Regions from separate parts of the Homo sapiens genome. Here region 2 is linked to region 1. Evidence: read pairs that join two places in POLR2A ChIA-PET (ENCODE). Cell type or tissue: PC-3. All regions are shown on one strand. Links, peaks and the distances in the headings refer to the core of each region. The heading gives the core; the rest is flanking DNA.

Evidence for each region. Peaks named below come from ENCODE experiments on the same cell type or tissue, not always from the same donor. Only the 100,000 strongest peaks of a DNase experiment are listed, where the experiment ranks them.
Region 2: POLR2A ChIA-PET joins it to region 1 with 17 read pairs; 2 of 35 experiments call an interaction of 5 or more read pairs at or near these places.

Annotation. Positions count from the first base shown.
Region 1 is chr13:73,164,029-73,172,988 of GRCh38, forward strand. It overlaps the pseudogene RNU7-89P. Among named protein-coding and RNA genes, the nearest start is that of KLF5, 110 kb to the left of the region's middle. RefSeq lists an enhancer at 5,819-6,390. In PC-3, for the core only: no CTCF peak of the experiment used is centred there; no DNase peak of the experiment used is centred there; H3K27ac peaks cover 4,160 bases.
Region 2 is chr13:72,976,313-72,983,025 of GRCh38, forward strand. The region is part of intron 16 of PIBF1 (progesterone immunomodulatory binding factor 1); the gene reads left to right. Among named protein-coding and RNA genes, the nearest start is that of KLF5, 79 kb to the right of the region's middle. In PC-3, for the core only: no CTCF peak of the experiment used is centred there; no DNase peak of the experiment used is centred there.

The DNA.
Region 1 (8,960 bases), core at 2,155-7,154:
GCTAGACACTGTTACTTATGTTAACTAACTTAATTTGCAAAACAAGCCTTGTGAGGTAGGTGGAATGATTCTCCCTATTTTTACAGATGAGGTAACTGAGATCAAGAAACTTACAAGTTCATAAAGATGTCTGTTGTGTTGGAAAGGAGATGTGGCTAGGTCTAAACTTGTGCCTCTTGACTTATGCTAAGGCCTGTGAGTTCAGATAGGCTAGAAAAATTGGTCTGTGGTTGTTCTTAGCTTGTTTCAGTCTAACTTTTGCATCAAGAAGTGGAGTTTAATGCAGCATGGAACCAGACTCTTCCTTCTATGATAGAGACAGGAAAAGAAGACGAACCCCTGTCTGGGCTTTTCCTGACACGCATTAGCCAATGACTTGTGCAAGGCTCCTCTTTGCCCTAAAAACACACACACGACAAAGTAACTGGCAGATGGGTGGATCTCCCCTCCAGTTTGTAGGGTGTCAATTTTTAGAAATTCAACCTTGACGGAAAGATTTGAAGCGAGGGGATATTGTTGAGCAAAAAGTTAGGAAGATTGAACCAGATCTTGTGAAGGATAATTGGAGAATGGTGGAGGAGGAAATCCCCAGCATTGGCAAAGATATGGAAGCAGAAAAGAAACTTACAGGGCATCAACAATGAGCAATTCAATTTGACTGGAATATAAGGCGTTCAAAGTGAAAGTTGTGGAAGTAAGAGGGGTGGGTATATAGAATATGGAAGACTTTAAATACCAGGCCCAGGAGTATGAATTCTACTCAGTAGGCAATGAGGAGCCTATTAAATAAAATCTAAGCAAAAATTGGAGCCCTGAAGGAGAGGACAACTTTTATTTTATTTTATTTTTTGAGATAGAGTCCCACTCTGTCACCCAGGCTGGAGTGCATTGGCACAATCGTGGCTCACTGTAGACTCGATCTCCTGGGCTCAAGCAATCCTCCCACCTCAGCTTCCCAAGTACCTGGGATCACAGGGTGCACCACTATGCCTGGCTAATTTTTATTTTTTATTTTTGTAAAGATGAGGTATCCCTGTGTTGCCCAGGCTAGTTTTGAACTCCTGGGCTTAAGTGATCCTCTCTCCTTGGCCTCCCAAAGTGCTGGGATTATAGGTGTGAGCTACTGTGACTGGCTGAGGACAACTTTTATTTCACTTACACACACCTCCATATAAAGTCAACTGGAGCTATTTATAACTGCATGACTTGTGATTGCCCACTGAAGACTGTGGCAGGGTATTTTATCCCCATTATTTTCTTACTGACCACCGCTATGTATCTGAAAGTAAGACCAAGGCAAAGAACTGTTAGGTACAACATAAATGAGTGGAGTTTATGTTTGCCAACTCTGAGGTCAGTTGGTTCATTTAACAAACATTTTTGAGCACCTTTTTAGGTACAGTAGATATAGCCATTAATGAATACAGTTTTAGGGGAAACGTTGGTTCTTGACTTTTATCTACTGTATATCTTTTTTCTTATTTTTTTTTTGAGACAGAGTCTCACTCTTGTCACCCAGGCTGGAATGCAGTGGTGCGATCTTGGCTTACTGCAGCCTTCGCCTCCGGGGTTCAAGTGATTCTCCTGCCTCAGCCTCCTGAGTAGTTGGGACTACAGGCGTGTACCACCACGCCTGGCTAATTTTTGTATTTTTAGTAGAGATGGGGTTTCGCCATGTTAGCCAGGCTGGTCTCGACCTCAAGTGATCTACCTGCCTTGGCCTCCCAAAGCGCTGGGATTACAGGCGTGAGCCACCTCTCCTAGCCTTATTTTTAGATACAGGGTCTCAGTCTGTTGCCCAGGCTGGAGTGCAGTGGCGTGCTTATAGCTCACTACAGCTTCAAACTCCTGGGTTCCAGTGAGTCTCCTTTCTCAGTCTCCCAAGTAGCTTGGACTATAAGTGTGTGCCACTGCACTCAACTTCTATTGCATCGCTTATTGCCTCAATGTGTAACTTTTTGGATTTGATGCCTTTATAGTGCTCCTTATAAAGCCCCTGGTCTGAGCCGTCATTATCTCTTGCCTAACTCTTTTCATAACCTCTTAACTGGGCTTGTGGCTTTTATTCTTGAGACTATCCACACACAGAAGCCAGAACAATGTCATGAGAGCAGAAATCTGATCTCATCCCTCATCTTCATAAAACCCTTCCATGGCTTCCATTACACTTAGATTAAAATCCAAATGTCTCTGCACCCCCACAATGTCCTGTGTGTTCCCAGCCCCGTCAAGACCTCTGATCTTACTTCCTACCTCTCTCCTCGATTCACAATGCTCCATCCTCACTGGCTCCTGGATATTCCTTGAACACTCAGTGGATTCCTGCCCCTGGACCTTTACTCTTGCTGTTTCCTCTACTTGGAATGTTCTCCTACCAGATTCCAGCATGGCTGTGCCCTCCCCCACCCAATGCCACTCAGATCCCTGCTCAAATGTCAGCTCTTCCAGAGCCACCCTCCAACTAGCTGTCTTGACAGCACTCTACTACCTGAAATTAAACTTTTAATGATTTATTTGCTTTTTGTTTTCTTCTTGAGACAGAGTCTTGCTCTATTGCCCAGGCTGGAGTGCAGTGGTGTGATCGTGGCTCACTGTAGCCTCAACCTCCTGGGTTCCGGTGATCCTCTCACCTCAGCCTCCTGAGTAGCTGGAACTACAGGCACATGCCGCCATGTCTAGCTAGTGGTTTTTTTTTTTTTTTTTTTTTTGGTAGAGAAGGGATTTTGCTGTGTTGCATAGGCTGGTGTCTTGTTTATTTTGTGTATTGCTCATTAAAATGTAAGTTCTGTAAAGGGTATTTTGCCTACTTGTTCATTGTGCTATCTCCAGCACCTAGAACACACCTGGACAATAGCACGCAATAGGTATCCCTGAATGAATGATGACTATTACTGGGACTTCCTTTACAACTTGGAAAGAAAGTGGTTTCATTATTCAAAAAAATGTAGTATCTACCTATACTTGTGTTCCTCATTTATCGCATCTCCACATTTGCCCCTTATGACTTTTGCAATTCCCAAATAAATGACATCCATTGTAGGCATATTAATGGCAGTCTGCAAGTAGCAAAGTTCATTTCTGATTTGAATTCTTTTGGCTGCTGTGAATAGTTTTTCTCTGGTTGTTAGTAATTAAAACAAACAAGCAGAAAGACTTATATTATTCTATCTCATTGCCAAATTGGATATTGCTCAACTCAAAATTGAATGTACACACACCCATAAAACTAGCCAAACGGGCTATTACAATTACATAAAGTTCCTTGTGTTCATTAGCAGTGTTGCCTTTCATGGGTTTATCCTGTTTGGCATATACATCAAAGTAACAGTCATAAAGACTTCTACAAAAATTTGGAGCATGTAGATGTGGAAAAATTTTTAAGATTTTTTTTGTTTTTTTTTTCCAGCTACATTGCAACAAAAGCATACCTTGTTATCATGATAAAAAGCTTAAGGCACGACAGAGAAAAAATTCAGTATTTTGTCAAAGCTTGGTAATCTAAGCCCACGGCCAGAGTCACCTAAAAATGGCAGATATGATTCAGTTTTGTATTCTGCATTTTGGGAATTAGTGTCAGAATACCAGCCCTGATCTCTTTAGTGAATGATTCATTTACTAACGTGATTAACAATTCTGAGAGCCAGCCATGTTGGCCACTAATATCAGATTTTTAGAAGCTGCCTAGGTTTAATGGAATTGTGGGTATGTTGAATTGGGGTGGGAGGTCCTAAATCTGCTGTTCTGATTTGTAGTGGTTTTATTTGAACCCAGAGAATGAGCTTCTTATGATTTCCAAAGCAGCATATTTTCTCATGGGTGGTTCCTATTCATGAGAAAAATAAAATAATAACAGATAGTGGTTTGGGGAGTGTGTTGAGTAAAAAAAAAAAAAAAAAAAAAAAAAAAAAATTAGCTTCAGTTCATTGATCCAAAGGCATAGCTCTGTACCTTTTTGAATATAAGGAATTCAGAAAAATGGGGGCAGAAGGTCAGATTGAGTTTGTTATATTATTATTTGTTTACATGTCTGTGTCTTTCTTTTGTGTGTGTGGCAGGTGGGGGAGGGTTTCCAGTAAATATTGGAAAACCTGCTAGACAAATTTTAAAAGACCTGTAATAAGTATGTGTTTGTTTCTTTAAAAAAACTTTTTTTTTTTTTTTTTTTTTTTTTTTTTTTTTGTCCCCTGTAGAGACAGGATCTCACTATGTTTCCCAGGCTGGTCTTGAACTCCTGGCCTCAAGCAATCCACCTGTCTCAGCCTCCCAAAGTGCTGGGATTAGAGCATGTGTGTGTGTGTCTAAGAGTAGACTATGAGCTTCTTGGTGGCAGAACCTTATTCATGTTTCTTTCCCATTGTCTGGCATGGCACTGTGTGTAGCTTAGTAACAATGATGGTTGTGATGATGCTGATAATGGCCTCTATTACTCAGCTTCCTGTATGCCAGGCACTATGCTAACTGCTTTGCATACATTACCTTATTTAATTCTCATAACAATCCAGGTGGAAAGTAACAAACAGTATATTATGTCCATATGTTGTGAGGAAACTGAGGCTTAAAGATATTCATGGACATGACCATGGTCACACAGCTAGTGAAGTGTTGGACCTGGAATCTAAAACCATTTCTGTTCTTTGTCCCAAGCCCATGTTGTTTATTACTATGCTCTATATTTGTTGCCTGAATTAATGACAGAGTGGTTAACCAAGGTCCCCTGTCCTACCCAGGCCCTGTGACTCAGTAAAGAGTTAAAATGTGACAAACAGAACTGGACAATGGTGATGTCCTAGAATGAACCAGTTTTATTCACCAGTAGAAGAGAAACTTTCAGTGTGGGTAATAAGAGATTGAGGGACGACCTGTGTCAATGGATAGCTCCAAATGAGAGGAGTGCAGTGGGTTTAAGAGAAAGAGGGGAGAAAAGAAAGTACCATAAAAGGGAAACTTAAACAAAGAGCAAAGTAGAAAAAAAAATTCTTTTGAGAGGAGGTCATTTTTCATTCCCAGAAACTTCCAAAGTGATGCTTTTAACCCCACATCTGGTTCAGATTCCTGCTCGAATGCTCAGAGGTAGAACAACAAAGCAAGTGGAAAGGTTTGGGCACGCCTCTGTCCGTGGAGCTGCCCTCCCTGCGCCCTTCCCCCTGAGGAATATCTGCTTTGGAAGCAAATGATGGAAAGTTTTGTCCAGGTTGCCTTCCCTCACTTTTGCGCGTGGGTGTGAGTTTGTGTACCCGATTCTACTGTGAGGAGTTCAGGTTGCTTTACCTGCTGTTGCGTCTTAACAGGGTGAGACATGTGCCTGTGGTTACAGGCCTGTCCCAGGAGAACTTGTCCTACTGGATATGGAAATCATTCAAGCAAAGTGGGAGGCTAGGTTGTCTTATTTTCGTGCCGATACTTGGGTTGCTTTGCTGAACTGAAGCATGAGAGAGAGATGGGATGAGAAGCAAACCATTTGCATGTATCATTCCTCCTGCAGTTCTGGAGCTGTTAGCCAAAAGTGCCATTTTCACAGACAAAAGGCAGGAAAAAGAAATGTCCCCCATCAAAAAAAATCACAGGTTTTCCCAGTTTTTACTGTCTTCCTAGCTCTGGGTCTCACAAATCTAATGGCTCTCAAGCTTTTCAAAGTGATTCTTTTCAGATTTTCTTCTTTCATCCTTGAGTCTCTATTAGAACTGTCCTCTGACTCCATTTGACTGATAACTTTTGATAAACTGACTGGAGCCTCCGTATTGGCTTGCTACAGATTTGCTATAAGAAAAGGTAACTCGCTTTCATAAGGCCAATATCAGCATCCACTAATGCAAGGCGTTTTTCCTCTAATGTGATTACATAAGAATTAATGATGGGTAAACACCAATGTGAAGAGATTTAATTTGGATAAACATTATGAAGCTTGTCTGCTTAATCAGGGTTTATCTCATCTTTTCTGTTTTTTTTCTTTCTTTTCTTTGTGCTGCAAATTTTCCAAGAACAGGGACCAGTGTACTATTCTGCCTACTTCCTTGAACAGGGCAGACAGGAACATTGTGAGACCCAGCATTCTTGTGATACTTTAATAACTTCCACTTCCGGGGAAACAAAAGAGGATACAGATGCATGCAAATGCAAAACCGAGCAAGATACCAGCTGAGCTGACTTAACACCCTCCCTCCCACCTCCTAGCCATGAAGGTGCTAGTGGGGAGAAGCAGTTCTTTGGAGGAGTTGAGGTATTTCTCCTCTCAATCTTGGGTTGCTCTTGACTAGCATGTAGCAGAGGACCTGTGACAGCTTTTTGCTTTGAGAGCTTTTACCCAGAGGATAGCCTTATTTACCACCCCTTCCCCTCAACTCACAGGCTTTTCTTTCTTTCTTTTTTTTTTTTTAGACAGAGTCTTGCTCTGTCGCCCAGGCTGGAGTGTAGTGGCATGATCCCGGTTCACTGCAACCTTCGCCTCCCAGGTTCAAGTGATTCTCCTGCCTCAGCCTCCCGAGTAGCTGGGACTATAGGTGCGTGCCACCACGCCTGGCAAATTTTTGTATTTTTAGTAGAGACGGGGTTTTACCATGTCGGCCAGGCTGGTCTCAAACTCCTGACCTCAGGTCATCCACCCACCTTGGCCTCCCAAAGTGCTGGGATTACAGGTGAGAGCCACCGCACTGGGCCTCACAGGCCTTTCTGAATCCAGTTTTTATTTCCTGAAATGCATACGGGTCAAAAATAATCCATATCAAATGCATATTAATTTATAGGTATCTTTTTCAAGGAGGATGATTAGCAAGGAAATAATCATCGTTTCCACTCTCCCAATGTGATTATTTGTTTCTATGACAGAATCTAATTTCTCACATCTCTCCTTGTTTACTGATTGACAATCTATAGTCCTAGACTTCATTTCTGCATTTTACGTTTCTGCACCTGTGAAAAGGGCTTGAAGGCGAAAGATGAGCATCTTTAGAGACAATGGGCTTGGGGGAAAGAAAATGGCTTGGTACAGGTTGTTATTTTTTGTTCGCTAACTGGAGTGAATGCTTTTTAAACAGTATCTTCCCCATTGGGACAATTGGAAGAACAGTGACATTCATTTTATAGTTTTTGCTTGTTGGGTACTTATTCCTTTCGAAAAGAAAGGAAATTCCATACTCCAGGAGTCCATCTGTTGTTACATTTCATGAGAAATAAATGCACTGGAAAATATAGCTAAACACACTTGGTTCACATTTTCTCCACCTTTGAACTGATACCAGTCATAAAACTCCATCTTGTATAGACAATCTGTTAAAATAAGTTACTAAGAAACCCAAACAGGTATAAAGGTCGCTCTCAGTGTGAATGGTTTTTTTTTTTTTTTTTTTTTTTTTTGCAGTGGTTATGACCAACCCAAAACTCACTCTGAGTTGGCTTTTATAGTCGATATTTTAAACTGTAAACCATGTTATATGACTGTAGAGCCGCACCCAGTAAAGTCAATTTTCCTGTTTTGGAACTCTCGTGCGATGCAGCACATAATCCCTGTTCATTTGTCATGTTCTCACCTTGTTCAGGGCCTCAGAGTTTATGAGCAGGTTACTCCACTGCATTTTAAACATGTCATCTCTCCCAAGGTGTCTTTTAAGAAATACTTATGCAATCAAAAGGAAGCCAAATATGTCCTTAGTATAAGAGACAGAGGATGTTGTTAATGAACTGGAAGGAATTCTACTTCTGGAAAGTCTGAGGAAAAGTTATCAAATTATAGGAATGGCATCTAGATTTGAGGGCAAAAACAGGTACATTAAAGGGCAGAGACTGCTCTTTTCTCTCTCTACCATTTTCTAAGCATCTATTATTTACCAGGCATTTTGTGAAGCATTTCACTTACATGTTCTCGTTGAATACTTGGTGAGTCTCTGTGAAATATCAAGAAAATGGCTTAAGAAAGGTGAATGGCTTGCTCAAGTTCACACAGCGAGGAATTTGCTGACAGAATTCCAGAGTGTGGTTTAGCCCCAACACGGCCTTCATCCCGGGCCACCTACTGGATGGAGACCTCCTTGCCGTGGCTTCCTACATCCCTGCTCCCATGACTTTACTGTTGCAAGGGTAGAAGAACAGATGTATCTTTTTGGATTTGGCCTGACTTTTCAAAGATAAGATAAAGAAGAGCTGGTAATAAGGCTGAGAATTGACACGTTCTTGGTTGGCTCAGCTGAACTGAAGAGCTTCTGTTCTCATCTGGATAGACAGGAAATAATGTGTGACATACAGACAGCTTGTTTTTCTCTAAATTTGAGCAATGGTGAGTCATTACTTTTATTAAAGTTAGAGATGATCCTTTCTTTTTCTGTGCAGGAAAATCTATTGTTTTTCACACAACCCACTCCTACTTTTAAATAAATCAGTTAAATTGCCTATATTTTAAATAAAACTTTTTCAAACTCCTTTACCTACCAGCCTAGAGGCAGGAATATTTCTTTTCTCTTTCAGCCTTGCCTAAGGAAAAATGCTTCTTTTTTTTTTTTTTTTTTTTTTGAGACAGAGTTTCACTCTGTATCCCAGGCTGGAGTGCAGTGGAACGATCTTGGCTCACTGCAACCTCTGCCTCCCGGGTTCAAGCGGTTCTCCTGCCTTAGACTTCGGAGTAGCTAAGATTACAAGTGTGCACCACAGGTTTCACCATGTTGGCCAGGCTGGTCTTGAACTCCTGACCGCAAGTGATCCACCCGCCTCAGCCTCCCGAAGTGCTGGGATTACAGGCATGAGCCACCGCACCTGGCCTTCTGCAGTTTTCTAGGCCTGGTTAGAGAGGACAAAATAAATCCTGGGAAGACCTCCAGCTGGCCACTAGCAAGAGGTGGGAGGAGGATACACTTCCTTCCTTTTTTTCCTACTTTCCGCATCTTAATGCCAGGCATGAGCCTTTCTTAGCACTGCTGTTGCTAAGAGAATAAGTAGCTGAATAAAGTGGCACATGTTATAAGGACAAAATAGCT
Region 2 (6,713 bases), core at 1-5,000, 190 kb before region 1:
AGGGAAGGAGAGGAAGAAGAAGAAGGAAGAAAGGAAGCGAAGGAGGGGAGGGAAGGAGGGAGAAATTTAAACACTAGCAAGATGAAACTACTCATTAATTGCCTACTACTACATGTTATTACTGGTATTTGTATGGATGCATATTTAGATAATTGTCAGTTTTTATGTATTTGACAGTATATCTTTATTTTGGCAAGTATGTTTTAATAATTTAACATTGTATAGCTTTTGATGATACCAAACATCTAAAGAAAAGCAACTTTTTTTGTTTTAAAGCAAAGTAAAAATTAAAGCTTAGTAAAACAAATCTAATGTTATTAATCATTTTCTAAGAAACCATTTACTACCAACTTACATCATATATACACATGCAAAGGCCTCCGCAAATTGCATATATGGAAAGAAAACAGCTGGTGTGACCCCCTAGAAATGCTTGGCCATTCACTTGAACATTTACCTGATGAAACAGGATTGATTTATTCACTTGATTGTTCAGAGGATCATGTCCTCATAATAGTCAATAGATAACATTGGTTAAGAATAATTCTGATTTTTTTTTGAAAATGAAAATCAGGGCTGGGACTAGGGTGAGGCAAGCAAGGCATCTAGGACACATGATGTAAGGAGGTGCCTACTCTCAGAGTGGGCAAAGAACATGGACGGCCCCTGGGAGCCACTGCTTCTTTACCTAAGGCCGCTAGCTTGTCTCACCCTGGTCAATACCCTGGGAAAATTATCTGATACCAGTCTGGTTTTAATCAGTTAAATTTGGACAGTGTAAATGAGTGATTCAAAAAGAGACCAAATGAACTTTTTAAAGTTTCTTATTTTCTTTTTTGCATTGGACAGCTCTTGCTTTAATGTTGTGTTGTTTTGTTTTGTTTTGTTTTGTTTTGTCTTGTTTTGTTTTGAGATGGAGTCTTGCTCTGTCACCCAGGCTGGAGTGCAGTGGCGCTATTTCGGCTCAGCGCAACCTCCACCTCCCTGGTTCAAGCAATTCCCCTGCCTCAGCCCCCCAAGTAGCTGGGATTAACAGGCGCATGCCACCACACCTGGCTAATTTTTTTGTATTTTTAGTAGAGATGGGGTTTCACCACGTTGGCTAGACTGGTCTCAAACTCCTGACCTCAGGCAATCCACCTGCCTCAGCCTCCCAAAGTGCTGGGATTACAGGCATGAGCCACTGCACCCAGCCTAGCTCTAACTTTTTTTAGCAGTGTCACTTAGTTCTGATTAGGCTGTATGTGTTCATGTAATGTGAAGTAAGATCACCAGTTCATTTACATAATTCCAAAATATGTGTTAAACAGAAAAAGCAAGTAGGACAATTCTAGGTTGACAATTCAGAAACATTTGGGGCATGACCACAGAGAGTTTTTATTTTCTATATTAGTGTTAGCTCAAAAATATTAGCTTAAAAGTATCTTCTCTCATGTTAAGAGTTAGGGTGTGGTGTGACAATTTCCAGGAATGTGTATTGATCTCTTACAATTGAGTATTTCTTGAACTATGAGTGGAATATTAGGTGATGTTTAGTCCTAACTTTTTTTGCGAGAAAATATATTCAACAACTAATTTCAGAATGATATAACGTGAAGAGCAGGTGGCCGTAGAGAGAAATAGGATATTTTAGGTTGACTTTTCAGACTACAAAGCTCAACTGGGTTGGGTAAATATATTAGGTTAAAGGATTTACACAACAAATACTAACTTAAAAATGTGCATAAATTGAATTGAGAGCTTATACCTGCCCACACTTCTCCATTCTAAATTCTCCAGGTTTTGTCCCTATATTCAGTAAAATGTTCATAAAGCAGAGGGGGAAAGGGCAAAATATCTCTCCTCACAGAATTTATTTTATTAAAGAACAGTTTAATGTCATGCCTTCTGCTTTTGTAGAAGATCAAAACAAAGTGTGATCTCTCTTGGTTTTGTAAAACTAAGGCAGTCTACTAAGTACATCCACATAAATGACATAATCTAATCTTTACTACAGTCCACTGATAAATATCATTGTCCTCATTGTTAGAGATGAAACTGATGCTGATAAGAGTTAAATAACTCAACTGTGATTACGTAGTCAAAACTAAAAGTAATTCATTTTTTCCCTGAAACAAAACTAAGGTTCTTTTTCCTTAGTCTCATTTAGACAGAAAAAAACTCATGATGAATTATTGCGTATATTCCAGGAAAATTTTTGCCTCTGGGCGTGAAGTTATATTCCTCTTTCTTTTTTTCATAAAATGAAAACTTTGTAATTTAATGTGTTTCCTTTTTGTCTTCATTGCCAGAAAACTCAGAGCTGAATATCTTATCCAGGTGTTATAATCTTTTTTTTCCTCTTTCACTTTTGATACCTCAGAATAACTTTATCTGTTTCCTTCAGGTGGGTTGTAATCTATCTTACTCTAAAATGTCTTCACTTGTACTCGGATTAAGACCTCTTAGGTGTAAATAAAATATAAACCTAAATAATTAGATATTGAAAAGAGGTAAAAGGAAAAGATAAACTGATAGGAACTCACTTTTAGATAACAGTAGCAGGACTTCAAATAAAACATTCATTTTGAAAAGATTTGAGTATAAGAAATGTGATTTCAGGCCCGATGCAGTGGTTCACACTTGTAATCCCAGCACTCAAAAAGGCCAAGGTGGGAGGAACGCTTGAGGCTAGGTGTTCAGCACCAGCCTGGACAACCTAGGAAGACCTCATCTTCACAAAAAAATCAAAATTTAGCTGGGCATGGTGGTGCACATCTGTGTTCCCAGCTACTGGGGAAGTCGAAGCAGAAAGATAGCTTGAGCCCAGGAGGTTAAGGCTGCAGTGAATCATAATCACACCACTGCCCTCCAGCTTGGGTGACAGCAACACTGTCTTTTAGAAAAAGAGAAATGTGACTCCTTAAAATGGCTTCTTTCTTGAGCTTATCACTCAGTAATCGTCATTAATTGCATTTAGTTTTCATCTGTTTTTATCCACTCATCTTTGCCTTAACGAAACAAGATTTACTGATCACCTTTGGAAATTCTAATTCTGCTTTTCTTTGTATATATTTTATCCACGTGTCCTTAGAATATAAGCTTTTGAGAGTAGGAAAAGTATCTTTCATCAGCCAAATGCCTAATAGAATACTGAGCTCAGTCGTTAGAAGCTGATGTAGAAGCCCTTTTCTCATGGCTCTTGGAGCTGTAGAAGGGCAGTGGGAAGAACACCTCTTAGGAAGCTATTCCAGTATTTCAGTGAGTGAAGGTGGTGTCTTGAACTAGATTGGTGATGATGAGGTGAAACAAAAATGGACCGATTTGAAAGCTATTTAAGAAGCATAATTGGCCGGGCGTGGTGGCTCAAGCCTGTAATCCCAGCACTTTCGGAGGCCGAGGCGGGCAGATCACAAGATCAGGAGATCGAGACCATCCTGGCTAACACAGTGAAACCTGTCCCTACTAAAAATAGAAAAATTTAGCCAGGCATGGTGGTGGGCGCCTGTAGTTCCAGCTACTCGGGAGGCTGAGGCAGGAGAATGGCATGAACCCGGGAGGCGAAGGTTGCAGTGAGCTGAGATTGTGCCACTGCACTGCAGCCTTGGCAACGACAGAGCAAGACTCTGTCTCAAAAAAAGAAAAAAGAAAATTAAGAAGCATAATCACGGTCCTTGGTGATTTGAGTACATTAGGGACTGATGAAGAGAGGAGGGATGAGAATTGATGCCTAGGTTTTTGGCTTGTGTCTTTAGTGGTGCTACAAAGAACCTAGAAGAAAGAGGTTTGGGGAAGAAAAGTTCAAGAAAATATCTAAGTGGATATATACACTAGAGAGTTGGAAATGTAGGTTCTTGTGCCCAAGAAAGAGAATTCATCTGTTAATAGAAATTTGAAAGTCACAACATAAAGATGTTACTTTACATGGAAATAGAGTAAATGAACTAGTGAGACTATATAGAGTAAGAACAGAAAAAGGCCTGTGACAGAATCTTAATGAGTACCAGCATTTAAGGGAAGGGCATAGGAAAAAGTGCTTACACAAAGAAGAGTGAAGAGTGACCAGCATCAGTGACGAGCATCAGGAAGAGAGTAGAGTCCCTAAAGCCCAGGGAGAACCATTCATAACAGAGCCAGTTGTACGCAGTGACGTGCTCTCAAGAGGTCAGGCCAAAGAAAGATTTTTAAAAAAGAGTCATTTGGATTTAATAAGATGCTAAAGGGCCGGCACGGTGGCTCATGCCTGTAATCCCAGCACTTGAGGAGGCTGAGGCAGACAGATCACTTGAGCTCAGGAGTTCAAGACCAGCCTGGCCAACATGGCGAAACCCCATCTCTACAAAAGATACATAAATTAGCCAGGCCTGGGGGCATGCACCTGTAGTCCCAGCTACTTGGGAGGCTGAGGTGGGAGGATCTGGGAGAATTGCTTGAGCCCAGGAGGTGGAGGTTGCAGTGAGCCAAGATAGTACCACTGCACTCCACCCTGGGTGACAGAGTCAGAGCCCTATCTCCAAAAAAAAAAAAGAAAAAGAAAAAGATGCTAAAGCAGTTTCAATGGAGCTGGAGCTAAAAAGCAGATACCAGTGAAAAATAGGCAATCCTTAGAATATTTGAAGAAGAAAAGATAGGACAATTGAGGAAGGGGCATGAGATCAAGAGCTTTTGCTGAGCCAGGCACGGTGGCTCACGCTTGTAATTCCAACACTTTGGGAGGCGGAAGTGGGTGGATCCCTTGAGGCCAGGAGTTCGAGACCAGCCTGGCCAACATGGTGAAACCCTGTCTCTACTAAAAACACAAAAATTCGCCGGGCGTGGTGGCAGACACCCGTAGTCCCAGCTACTCGGGAGCCTGCGGCAGGAGAATCACTTGAACCCAGGAGGTGGAGGTTGGAGGTTGCAGTGAACTGAGATCATGCCACTGCACTCCAGCCTGGGTGACAGAGCAAGACTCTGTCTCAAAAAAAATAAAATAAAATAAAATAAATAAATAAATAAAATAAAAATAAAAAAAAGCTTTTGCCTCTCAAAGCTAGAGATTACACAATTTAAATGGTGACAGGAAGAAGCAAAATAGACATTAAAAGTACACAAAAGAAAGAGATAATCAATTGAGCAAAAGTGATAGGAAAGGAGATCCATAGCAGAGTCATGGGAATCAGCTTTAGACCACCAGTGTTACCTTTTCCATTTTGAAGAATAGAAAAAAGAATTATGTGAAAATAGAAGTAAGTTTATAGGTTTAGTGGTAAGTATTTAGAGAGTTCCCATCTAATGGATGTTTTCTAATAGAAAGAGATGTGGTACAGTCAGTGTTTTGAGAAAAATGAATTTTGAAGTAGCTGTGTAATAAATGAATGATGTACATAAAAGAATTGCCAAGTTGAAATGTTATGTACTTATAGTAGTACCATTCTGTGTAATTTTTCTTTAGCAGCACTTAGCACCCCAGGTGTAAACATAGAAGATGGAAACTAGACTGATCCAGAATTACATTCTACTTTCTACTATATGTACATATAAATATGTTCAACTCTCTCATTAAATTGTAAGACTGGCATTACCTTTATATTCCTTACATCTTCTACATTTTGAAATACTATGGAAAAAGCCAGCAGTCAGACAGACAAGACTTGTATTCATATCCCAGCTCTGCTACTTAATAGCAGTGCATTTTTGAGACAATAATTTCACCCCTCTAAACTCAGTTATCTCATCTGTAAATAAAGGTAATATCTACTTTGCAAGGTTCTGTGAGAATTAATATAGCAGTGTTCCTGGAATATAACAGAACTCAATGAATGTAGTTCCCTTTCCTCATTTCCTTCTGTGTCAAGGGTCTTTTTAAATATTATCTATCATTTGAGACTGGGCACGGTGGCTCCTACCTGTACCCAGCACTTAGGAAGGCCAAGGCAGGCAGATCGCTTGAGCTCAAGAGTTCAAGATCAGCCTGGGCAACATGGTGAAACTGTCTCTACAAAAAATATGAAAATTATCCAGGGATGGTGGCACATGTCTGTAGTCCCAGCTTCTCAGGAAGCTGAGGTGAGAGGATTGCTTGGGCCTGAGAGGTTGAGGCTGCAGTGAGCAGTGATCGTGCCACTACAGTCCAGCCTGGGTAACAGAGCTAGACCCTATCTAAAAAAACACAAAAAATAAAAATAAAAAAATATTATCTATCCTTTGAAGCCCTCCCTACCTCAACAAAGAAAAACATACCCTTTTCTACCTCATTCCTATAACTTTTTAAATATTTCTGTTAATGTTCATATTACTATGTAATTAAGCATCTGTCTTACCCATTAGATTGACAAATTCCTTTTTGTACTTTAGCCTTTAGCACAATATTTAGCAGATAATAAGTACTCATTCAGATGTTTCTTAAACTAATTGTTCTTTTCAATCTTCAATAATATAAAGCTGTCAAATAGAAAGCTTTAGAAACTGTCATCAAAAAATAAGTGTCACTCTGATACTGAAATATTTTAGCTGAAGAAAGCACAGAAGCTCTCCTGTATCCAAGGACAATTTTAGATACTACTACTGAAATTTTACTTACATACTACTTTTACATACAATTTTAGATACATACTACTGAAAGTAGGCCATAGGAAGTCATATCCCAAAGGTTTGTCTACAGGAGAGCTACTTCCTAAAACCTTGGAGATGGTAGTTGTAGGCACAGCAACCTCTATGGTTATCACACTTATACAGAATCATATATATTTGTG